Linked DNA regions of Homo sapiens: region 1 is linked to region 2. The links are chromatin contacts, found by Hi-C or POLR2A ChIA-PET in ENCODE. All regions are on one chromosome and are shown on one strand. Each heading gives the region's core, a stretch centred on a gene start or an enhancer-like site at or near the end of the contact. The rest is flanking DNA. Distances are from core to core; before and after follow the strand shown. Region 1 has its middle 37 kb from the start of CORO1C. Region 2 overlaps SVOP (SV2 related protein).

Evidence for each region. Hi-C counts contacts between places; a loop is a spot of excess contacts on that map. ChIA-PET counts read pairs that join two places held with the same protein, here RNA polymerase II (POLR2A). Pooled maps may share reads with other maps.
Region 1: a pooled map shows a loop between it and region 2 (2.8-fold over the local background). The contact joins two enhancer-like sites. A Hi-C loop is called at or near these places in 7 of 50 pooled maps. POLR2A ChIA-PET finds 5 or more read pairs at or near these places in 3 of 52 experiments (H1 and WTC11).

What each region holds. Positions count from the first base shown.
Region 1 is chr12:108,765,714-108,771,445 of GRCh38, reverse strand. No RefSeq gene overlaps it. Among named protein-coding and RNA genes, the nearest start is that of CORO1C, 37 kb to the right of the region's middle. RefSeq lists an enhancer at 569-1,069 and a silencer at 2,627-2,696. Within about 2 kb of position 2,530, at least 3 of the 41 ENCODE cell types and tissues checked have a DNase peak (open chromatin) inside an H3K27ac peak, as active enhancers do.
Region 2 is chr12:108,952,058-108,957,445 of GRCh38, reverse strand. All of the region lies in intron 6 of SVOP (SV2 related protein), which reads left to right. Among named protein-coding and RNA genes, the nearest start is that of SVOP, 66 kb to the left of the region's middle. Within about 2 kb of position 2,072, at least 2 of the 41 ENCODE cell types and tissues checked have a DNase peak (open chromatin) inside an H3K27ac peak, as active enhancers do.

The sequences.
Region 1 (5,732 bases), core at 1,281-3,780, 190 kb after region 2:
AGAAGTTAAATGTCTTACCTAGATGGCCCAGACAGAATTCCAGAGCTGCCTCTTCCAGGAAGCTATTCCTGACAGCCCCTCCCCTAAATGCTGAAGAGATAACTATTTAGTATGAGCACCCCATGGATATGCCCAGGACTGTGAGCTCCCTGAGGGCAGGGGCTGGGTCAGGTTGATTGCTGTCTGCCCTATACCTGATATAATAAGTGCTCAATAAATACTTGTTGAATGACTGACTGACTGACTGAACGAATGATAGGGCTGATCTCTTTTCTCCTCTTGGGTCCTGAGAAGTTTGGGGAATCAGGCAAGTCTGAGTTTGAATCTTTGCTCTGCCACTTCCTGGCTGTGTAGTCTTGGCCCAGTTACCTAACCTCTCTGAGCCTCTGTTTCCCTCTCTGCAAAATAGGGGTACAGTCTGTGGGAGGGTTGGAGAGGACCTACAATGACTGGCACATAGTAGGTACTCTATGAACAGCCCTGTAGAGAGACAGTTCAGGTCCTCCCTGGAGTCAGCCTGTCTGGGGTTCAAACCTCAGCTCCAACACTGACCGAGTAGTATGACCTCGGACAAATCACTTTTCCTCTCTGGACCTCGTCTTCCAAATACTTCACTTGGGGATAATATTAGCACCAATTACTTGGCTGTAGTAAGAACTAAAGGAGGCAGTCCGCATAGTAAATCCTCCATCAACACGGGCTTCTGTGACTTAGGGTGAGCTCCTGGAGGACAGACAGGTGTCCCGTTTTTTCCACCCCACCCCAGAACCTTGCTCAGTGCCAAGCACATAGTAGGGGCACAGATTGCTGAAGGAACTGAGTCTCCATTTCTGTGGCTATTGGGTGCAGACCCGGAGAGCCAGGGCAGGTTTCCAGAATGCCCTCCCCCAACAGGCCGACTCTCCCGTGTTTGTCCATCTCATCTCCCAGCTAGCTGGAGGCAGAGCAGCAGCCCAGCCCTGGCCTTCTGTGCCCAGCCTGGTGGGGGCCAGCGGCAGCTGCTCCTCCAGGGGAGCGCCTCCTGATGGAGGCTGGAAGGAAGGGAGGGCTGGGGAGGTGGAAGCCCCTCCAAAGTTAGCCCAAGGCCCCCAGGGGAACATGCCCAGCCCTGGCCTTCTGTGCCCAGCCTGGTGGGGGCCAGCGGCAGCTGCTCCTCCAGGGGAGCGCCTCCCGATGGAGGTTGGAAGGAAGGGAGGGCTGGGGAGGTGGAAGCCCCTCCAAAGTTAGCCCAAGGCCCCCAGGGGAACATGCTACTCAGAAAGGAGAGCTGGGGTTCAAGTCTACCAACCCTACTTATAGCTGTATGACCGTAGACGCCTCGCTCCACCTCTTTGAGCCTTGCTTCCTGTACCGTGGGGCTGGTGGCCTCATAAGGTTGTTAGGAAGCAGGTGAAGCATGAAGCATACAGTAAGTGCTCCATAAATGTACCGGTCATTGCTGCCCCTCTGACTTGTTGCAGTATAGCACCTGTCTTCTACAGATGGGGAAACTGAGGCCCAGAGAGAGGCAGTTACTTGTCCAAGGTCACAGAGCCTGTCTCTTGCTGGTTCCAGCTTCGGCCTTAGCCATTCTCCCTGCTCAACCCAAAGCTCAGCAGGGATGGGCTCCTGGGTGGACCAGGCAGGGGGTTCCCTTGGGCTGAGGGGGCAGGAAGGTAGGGGTGGAGGAAGGGTTCAACAAAAACAGCCCCAGCTGGGGGCTGTGGCTCACGCCTGTAATCCCAGCACTTTGGGAGGCCGAGGCAGGCGGATCACTTGAGGTCAGGAGTTTGAGACCAGCCTGGCCAACATGGTGAAACCCCCTCTCTACTAGAAATCCAAAAAATGTCCGGGCATGCAGCACACCTATAATTCCAGCTACTCAGGAAGCTGAGGCAGGAGAATCACTTGAACTTGGGAGGCAGAGACTGCAGTGAGCCGAGATCACGCCGCTGCACAGCTCCACTGCACTCCAACCTGGGTGACAGAGTGAGACCCTGTTTCAAAACAAAACAAAACAAAACCAGAAACAGCCCCTTTGCTGCAGGCCTCCGGGATGCCAAACACTTTGGTTGTTTTCTTATTAATCCTGAAAACACTATTAAAATGGTATTATTCTTAGCATTCCCATTTTACAGATGAGAAAACTGAGGTTCAGAGAGTTGCCTAAGCACACAATGGGAAGAGGGAGGCTCTTGACCCCAGCCCCAGATCTGTCTGTTGAATGAAGGAAGAGATAGTGTCCCATTCAGGGGTGCACAGCGAGCTCTGTGGTTTGGTGAGTTCAGTCTGTCTCCCCGACCCCCAGATGACAGGTGAGAGGAGGACACAATGCCAGCAGCTCTTGGGCTTGGGATGTCATAGAAACTTCCAAAGAAAGGGGAAGAGAAAGCCCAGTCACCCTCGCCCCACCCCCACAGGTCGCAGAAGCGGCTCAGGGATGGCAAATGGGCGTGGAGGTGGCCTCCGCAGCCCCAGGGGGCAGGGCAGGGACGCTCTGTGCCAGATGGGGGTGCCAGGCGCTGCCTCCAGCGACCACGCCCACAAGGTGCTCTGCTGCCTGCCGGACCTCTGCGCAAGTGCCTTCGGGCCGATGCAGACGCCCACTGCGCCACTTCCCCCGGGCTCCGGGGACCCCCTCCATCCGCCCGGCCTAGCCCTGGAGGCGCGACGCCCCGTCGTGTACCGTCTGGAGGAGGTGGCGCGCTGCCTGCACCTCCTGGAGCTCTCCAGCTCCGAGGGTCCCCGCTGCAGGCCCGGAGTGTCTGCCGGCCTCCAGGTGCACAGGCTCCAGAGCGCCCCGCAGGGGACTCCGGGAGGCGCCTCTGCCTCCGATTCCCCTAGAGGGGACCGGCCAGTCCCAAGGTCCAACAGGAAGAAGGCAGAAAACCCCATCCGAAAAGGTGAGCGCCTTTCGGGGGCTTTCTTCCCTCCATTGGACCCACAGATTCTAGGCACAGTTATCCCGGGGGGCATCCGTGGGTCTGCATTCTCAGTATTGCTGTCCACTTGCCCTGTGGTTTCTGACAAACTCCTGGCCCTCTCTGACCCTCAGTTTCTTTATCTCTGCCACCAGAGATAAAGAGATTGGACTTTGGTTTTTCACTCTTAAAACTGAAGACAAGACCTCATTTCTGTGGGAGGAGGGCTCCACCTGTGGGATTATAAGGACAGCATCTGGGCCATACAAATCTTTTCCCTTTCCCTAAAAAAACTAGCTACGGAGCTACTTCTAGGGTTACAATATCTAACTCTTACAAGAATCCTCCCCGGGAAATGCTGTTACTCCATTTTATTGAAATGAAAACTGAGGCCGGGCACGATGGCTCACGCCTGTAATCCCAGCACTTTGGGAGGCCGAGGTGGGCGGATCACTTGAGGTTGGGAGTTTGTGATCAGCCTGGCCAACATGGTAAAACCCCGTCTCTACTAAAAATACAAACATTAGCCAGGCGTGGTGGAAGGCACCTGTAATTCCAGCTACTCTGCAGGCTGAGGCAGGAGAATCGCGTGAACCCAGGAGGTGGAAGTTGCAGTGAGCCGAGATCGTGCCATTGCACTCCAGCCTGGGAGACAGAACAAGACTCTTGTCTCAAAAACAACAACAACAACAACAAAAAACTGAGCTTATAGTGAGTGGGTTCAAGTTGCAGAAATGGGATTTGAACCTCCACCCTCCTTCCAGGCCTGTCTGACTTTAAAGCCCCGTGCTTTTTTCTGCTAATAATGCAGATCGTCTCCATGAAAGCCACACAGGCTGGATTCTCAGCAGGAATGGCCAGGGGTCCTACCTCTTGTCGGTGCCACCCATCAGCTCTCTGAGGCCACTGCCCTGAAGGATCTTCGGCGATCCCTGGGGAACACCTCTCAGCTGATGTGGACAGGGCATCACTGGTATAGCCTCATGCCATGACCCAAAGCTTCCAAATGGAACGGAGGAGGGCCCCCATCACAGAAGTCCAACAGGGACCCCTGGATTGGGCGTGAAAGAGTGAGAAGAAATGGGGGTTGTGTGGGGAATTGGGTGTGGGAGTGTTCCTACCAGACTAAAGAACTGATGGGCGAGGCCAGGTGCGGTGGCTCATGCCTGTAATCCCAGCACTTTGGGAGGCAGAGGTGGGCGGATCACAAGGTCAAGAGATGGAGACCATCCTGGCCACAATGTGAAACCCATCTCTACTAAAAATAGGAAAAAAAAAAATTAGCTGGGCGTGGTGGTGCAAGCCTGTAGTCCTAGCTACTTGGGAGGCTGAGGCAGGAGAATCACTTGGACCCGGGAGGCAGAGGTTGCAGTGAGCCGAGATCACACCACTGCACTCTAGCCTGGTGACAGAGCAAGACTCCATCTCAAAAAAAAAAAAAAAAAAAAGAAGAACTGGTGGGCCAGGTGTGGTGGCTCACCTCACACCTGTATCCCAGCACTTTGGGAGGCCGAGGCAGGCGGATCACTTGAGGTTCAGGAGTTCGAGACCAGCCTGGCCAACATGGGGAAACCCCATCTCTACTAAAAGTACAAAAATTAGCCAGGCGTGGTGGCAGGTGTCTGTAATCCCAGCTACTCGTGAGGCTGAGGCATGAGAATTGCTTGAACCCAGGAGGTGGAGGTTGCAGTGAGCTGAGATCGCGCCACTGCACTCTAGCCTGGGAGACAGAGTGAGACTCAGTCTCAAAAAACAAAAAAAGAACTGGTGCAAAGGCCCGGAGGTAGAGGTGAGCGCCCTGGCTTCCACAAACTCTAAGCAACCAGTGTCACAGGTGGAGAGCCAGCTGGGGCAGTGGGCGGGACGCAGACCATGCCAGGCCTTGTAGGTCATTGGACTTGACCCTGAGGGCTCTGGGGAGCCAAGGAGGGGCTGCAAACTGCAAAGGATGTGGTCAGCTTTTCCCTCTAGAGCTGCACTGTCCCATGTGGCAGCCGCTAGTTAAATAAATTTAAATAAAACTAAAATAATTTAAATAAATTAAATATTAAAACAGTTAATTAAATAAATTAATTTAAATAAAACTAAATGAGAAATTCTGTTCCCTTGTCACACGTGCCCTGTTTTAAGTGCTCAATGGCTACTTGTGGCTACCCTATTGGACAGCACAGATAGAGAACATTTCCAGCATTGCAGAAAGTTCTGTAGACAGCACAGTGCTAGCGTTCACGCAGGGTTCTGGGTGGGAAGTGTTTTGTGGAGGAGACCAGTAAGGATGGGTTCTAAGGATTCAGGGAGAGATGTACGTGCCCAGTGCCTTGCATGGTCCCTAGAACACAGTAGGTGCACAATGAAAGGCCACTGAATGGATGAATGGCCTGGATCAGAGTGGGATGGTGGGATGGAGGTGAGAGGATGATGGCAAGAGAACTTCAGAAGGCTAAATTTGTTGTTGTTGTTGTTGTTTGTTTTTTGGGACGGAGTCTTGCTCTGTTGCCAGGCTGGAGTGCAGTGGCGCGATCTCAGCTCACTGCAACCTCTGCCTCCCGGGTTTAAGCGATTCTCCTGCCTCAGCCTCCCGAGTAGCTGGGACTACAGGCATGCACCACCACGCACAGCTAATTTTTGTATTTTTAGTAGAGATGAGGTTTCACCATGTTGGCCAGGATGGTCTCGATCTCTTGACCTCGTGATCCGCCCACCTCGGCCTCCCAAAGTGCTGGGATTACAGGCATGAGCCACCACACCCAGCCTAAATTGATGGGCCTTGGTGACTGGTGAAGGATGAGGGAAGCACCTCGGTCTGGCTTGGGCAGCTGAGTGGACAGTGGG
Region 2 (5,388 bases), core at 823-3,322:
ACGTCTGTAATCCCAGCACTTTGGGAGGCCAAGGCAGGTGGATCATGTGAGGACAGGAGTTCGAGACCATCCTGGCCGACACAGTGAAATCCCGTCTCTACTAAAATTACAAAAATTAGCTGGGTGTGGTGACACACACCTGTAATCCCAGCTACTTGGGAGGCTGAGGCAGGAGAATCCCTTGAACCCAGGAGGCGGAGTTTGCAGTGAGCTGAGAGCGCGCCACTGCTATCCAGCCTCGGCGACAGAGCAAGACTCCATCTCAAAAAAGACATTCTACTGAGACTCTTGCTGTGTCTCCTGTGGAAGCTTTCCCTCCCTGGGAGCCAGGACCTCTAGACCCACCGAGCCCAGAAGTTGCAGGATGTGAAGTACAAATCCCCTGATCTGGGTCACTGAGACTGATGACAGTGAAGCCTACTCTTACTTCAACCCCTTAATTTCCAGACCCATGAATCTTTTCTCCTGGGAATGAAGCATCATAATGGCAATAGACTTAAGTGGGTATTGTGTCCTGGAGGACAGTGCCCCATGGTCACAGGGCATCGTCTCCAAGCTGACACCTTAGTGACACCTTCAGAGTCCTGTTCCATTGCTCTCTTAGGCCAGCAGCTTCAGGATAGCACAATATATGATAGGACCAGCGGATTCCAGGCCATACATCCGCTTCTACATCTCCTTCACTCTATATGGGCTCCTTGGGTCCCATGCAATGTTATGATGGATCCTTTGTCAGTGGGTCAGACATTGTGTGAGCCCTCAGGTGATGGTGGTGACTGAGACCTTGTGGGCAGGAAAGATAAACCAATACTCAGAATAGGTGCCGATTCGGTCAAGATGAATTGCTGCTCCTTCAAAACTGGAAGAGTCCAATGTATGTACCTAAGTTGCTACCAAGTGACATGGAGTGGTTCCATCCTGGGGGCTCCATGTTGGTCTCTGTTGCGGGCAGGCTGGCTCTTTGGCAGCACAAGCAGCAAGATCAGCATTGGAGGGTGGGGATCTGTTCAGTCCTGCTAGAGCGCCCACCCCCTCAGGGGTAATAGGTCAGGGATTGATTTCTTATGCCTGCTGAGCATCATGATTGGGGAAGACTGGAAGAGACAGCCTAGAAGGGTAATGCTAATTCTTTTTTTTTTTTTTTGAGACGGAATCTCGCTCTGTCGCCCAGGCTGGAGTGCAGTGGCGCAATCTCGGCTCACTACAAGCTCCGCCTCCAGGGTTCACACCATTCTCCTGCCTCAGCCTCCCGAGTAGCTGGGACTACAGGCGCCTGACACCACGCCCAGCTAATTTTTTTTGTATTTTTAGTAGAGACGGGGTTTCACCATGTTGGCCAGGATGGTCTCGATCTCCTGACCTCGTGATCCACCCACCTCAGCCTCCCAAAGTGCTGGGATTACAGGCGTGAGCCACTGCGCCCAGCCAGCATAATGCTAATTCTAAAATAGATCATGGGCTCTGAAACCAGACGGCTTGGGTTTGAATCCTGGCTGCTCTGTCACATAATAGCTGTATGACCTCAGGCAAGTCACTGAACCTTCCTGCATCTGTTTTCTCATCTCTAAAATGGAACAACAACATCCCCACCTCATGGGGTCCCTTAAAATAGTCATTAAATGACAACATTCTGTAAAATGCCCAGGACAGTGCCTGGCAGAGCACTCAAGATTTATTAACAAGCATTTGATCTGCTGAAGGCTTTGGCAAGAAGCTCAAGCGTCATTGTGATGTATGATGGATGACGGATGAATGACTCAAGGTATCACTGTAGATAGAACAGGGACAGGGGAGATATGACCACATGGATTTGACACATGAGCAAACTCCCAGCCTCCTCCTGCCACTTGGGAGGCTGGAAGGATGGTGAGTGGCTCTCAGCTCTCCTCAGTCCTTCCCTCCTTGATTCATGATTAATTCCTCCAGGGCTCTGTAGAGTAGGCATTTGACATACACTTCTGGATCTGGGATGAGCTTACAAACCACTGGAGCTTGAAGGAAAGGCTATTAATGGAGCCGCAGCCATAAATCTGGGCTGGCAGGGACTTGTGGACAATGTGCTCCACTTCTGGCCCAGCTCCAGGAATTCCTGCAGACACAACTACTGCCCTATTCATGAATATGATGAGTTCATTGAGGACGATACCGTTTTCCCCTCGTGGCTGGAAGGAATGTACTCACAGAAGAGCAAATCAAATTCCCTTACCAGGGATGCTCAGAGAGATGCCTGTAGAAATAGACTTCAAACAGTCACTGGATTTTCTTCTCATATAAGGAAAGATAAAGGATTTAAATATTCAGAATGTCCACAGAAATTCTTGTTCAAGATGGTAGAATGAGAAGTGACATTTTCTATTTCTTCTTCTTCCACATTTCCTGGAAATGACATAGAAGTAGTAAGAAATAGAATAAATCTTTTCTTTTTGTGAGAGACAGGGTCTCGCTCTGTTACCCAGGCTGGAGTACAGTGGCAAAATCATGGCTCACTGCAGCCTCGAACTCCCAGGCTCAAGTGATCCTTCTGCCTCAGCCTTCCAGGCACACACCACCATGCTCAGCTAATTTTTTCTATTTTTTGGTAGAGATCGGGGTCTAACTGTATTGCCTGGGCTGGTCTTGAATACCTGGCCTCAAGCGATCTGCCTACCTTGGCCTTCCAAAGTGCTGGGATTACAGGCATGCATCATGGCGCCCAGCTAAGAAATAGAATAAATACTTAAGAGTACTGGAGAGCAAGAAAATGGTGCCATCAGTGGATCAGAATTTTGAGAAGCCTCCGGAAGCCTATAAGCAGATGCGATTGCAAGGGTGGAGTAGCTGGAACAGAGAAAATCACACCCCAAAACAGCAAAGGGGCGGGACTACAAAGAGGACGAGAGATTCTTCCCATGGGGTTCTGGGATTATGGCACAGGACACCAGGGGAATAAAATAAAGGACATAGAGGAGCTAGGAGGGCCTTTCCCCCTTATCTCATGCTTATCTTAAGGGTCCCCAGCTTGCCTGCCTGCTCCCTACTTCTTCCCCATTTAGTTATTCATGTATTGAACACTACTGTAGCCCTTCCATGTGTTTATTGAGCTATCATTACATTCCAGACACTGAGCCTTGTGCTTTACGTGTATTACCACTTTAACGCTCATCTTAGGATGTAGATATTATGATCATCTCCATTTTACAGGTACAAAAGCTGGAGCTTTGTAGAAACTAAGTAGCATGCCCAAGGTCACATAGCTAGTAAATGGCAGAGCTGATGTCTAAACATCACTTGACCCTCCAAACCTATTATCTGAACTACTCCACTAAATAGCTTTTTTTTTTTTTTTTTTTTTTGAGACAGATTCTTACTCTGTCACCCAGGCTGGAGTGCAGTGGTGTGATATCTCGGCTCACTGCAACCTCCACCTCCTGGGTTCAAGCGATCCTCCCACCTCAGCTTCCCGAGTAGCTGGGATTATGGGAGCAAGCCACCACACCCGGCTAATTTTTGTATTTTTAATAGAGACGGGGTTTCACCATGTTGACCAGGCTGGTCTCGAACTCCTGACCTCAAGCGATTCGCCTGCCTCAGCCTCCCAAAGTGCTGGGATTACAGGCATCAGCCACCACGCCCAGCCTAAATATCTGTTTTATCTGTGAGGAGGGCAAATAAAAACTAGAAACAAAATTGCAGAAGAAATATTTAGCCACCCAAGAGAGCCACTGGCTTCCCACCACTGTAACTCTATCCACTTACATAAAAATAATGTCTTAAATTATACAATGTTCCTATCTAGTTATAAAAATGGCTCCCTTAAGTTCATTATTTAGAAACATTTAGTTGGAGATATTTTGATGTGATTAAATGCAATTAAAAGTTTCCATTAATTTACAATAGCTTTATCCTATTGCAGCAACTCATAAAACCAGATGAAAAAGATTTTGCTGTATAATTCTTAAAAGCTCAACAACCAGAAGTCCTTGTAATGTACTCTGAATTTTAAGTATAAATGTCAATTAGGGCCGGGCGTGGTGATCACGCCTGTAATCCAAGCACTTTGGGAGGCTGAGGCGGGCAGATCACCCGAGGTCGGGAGTTTGAGACCAGCCTGACCAACATGGAGAAACCCTGCCTCTACTATAAATACAAAATTAGTTGGGCGTGGTGGCACATGCCTGTAATCCCAGCTACTTGGGAGGCTGAGGCAGGAGAATCGCTTGAACCCAGGAGGTGGAGGTTGCAGTGAGCCGAGTTCATGCCATTGCACTCCAGCCTGGCCAACAAGAGTGAAACTCTGTCTCAAAAAAAAAAAAGAAAAAAAAAAAAAAAAGTCAATTAGATCATTAAGGAGCCCATTCCTCTACGCTGATCTGTGCTTTTCTACAACCCTCCTTCTCTCCTCCCTTCCTCATTCTTTTCTTTCTTTCCCCAAAGTAGATATAATAATGGAGCTTACCAAGTGCTGGGCACTTTGCTAAATGTTCTGCTCAGACTAACTTACTTGGTCCATTGAACAACTGTTTTATCCCCGTATGACAGATGTGAAAACTGAGGCTTAGAACTCACAAGGGACTTGCTGGAGGTCAGATAGTTATTATTATTATTTTTGAAACCGGATTTCGCTCTGTTGCCAAGGCTGGAGTACAGCAACACGATCATACCTCCCTGCAGCCTCAAACTTCCAGTCTCAAGGGATCCTCCCACCACAGCCTCTGGAGTAGCTAGGAGTACAGATGTGTGCCACCACGCCCAGCTAATTTTTAAAATTTTTTGTTGAGATGGGCTGCAGGGCACAGGGTGGGCGGTCTCACTGTGTTACCCAGGCTGTTCTTGAACTCAAGTGATCCTCCCATCTTGGCCTCCCAAAGTGTTGGGATTACAGGTGTGAGCCACCGTGCCTGGCCAGATAGTTATTAAGTGTAGTGTAGGGGGCCTGGGCACAGTTGCTTATGCCTGTAATTCCAGCACTTTGGGAGGCTGAGGCAGGTGGATCACTTGAGGCCAGGAGTTTGAGACCAGCCTGTACAACATGGCAAAACCCCATCTCTACTAAAAAATATAAAAATTAGCCAGGCGTGGTGGTGCACACCTGTAATCCTAGCTACTTGGGAGGCTGAGGCAGGAGAATCACTTGAACCTGGGGGTTAGAGGTTGCGGTGAGCCAAGATCGTACCACTACACTCCAGCCTGGGGAACAGAGTGAGACTCTGACTCAAAAAAAAAAAAAAAAAAAAAAGAGAAAAGAAAAAAAAGTGGAATGTAGGGTTTGCTTCTACTTTGTAACAAACCACCTTTGCATTCATGGTTTAAAACAATGATTAATTCAACTCATGATTCTGCAGTGAGGCAGTTTGGTGGCTCCTCTAGACTCCATGGGACTTGCTCATGTGTCTTCAGTCCACTGAATCA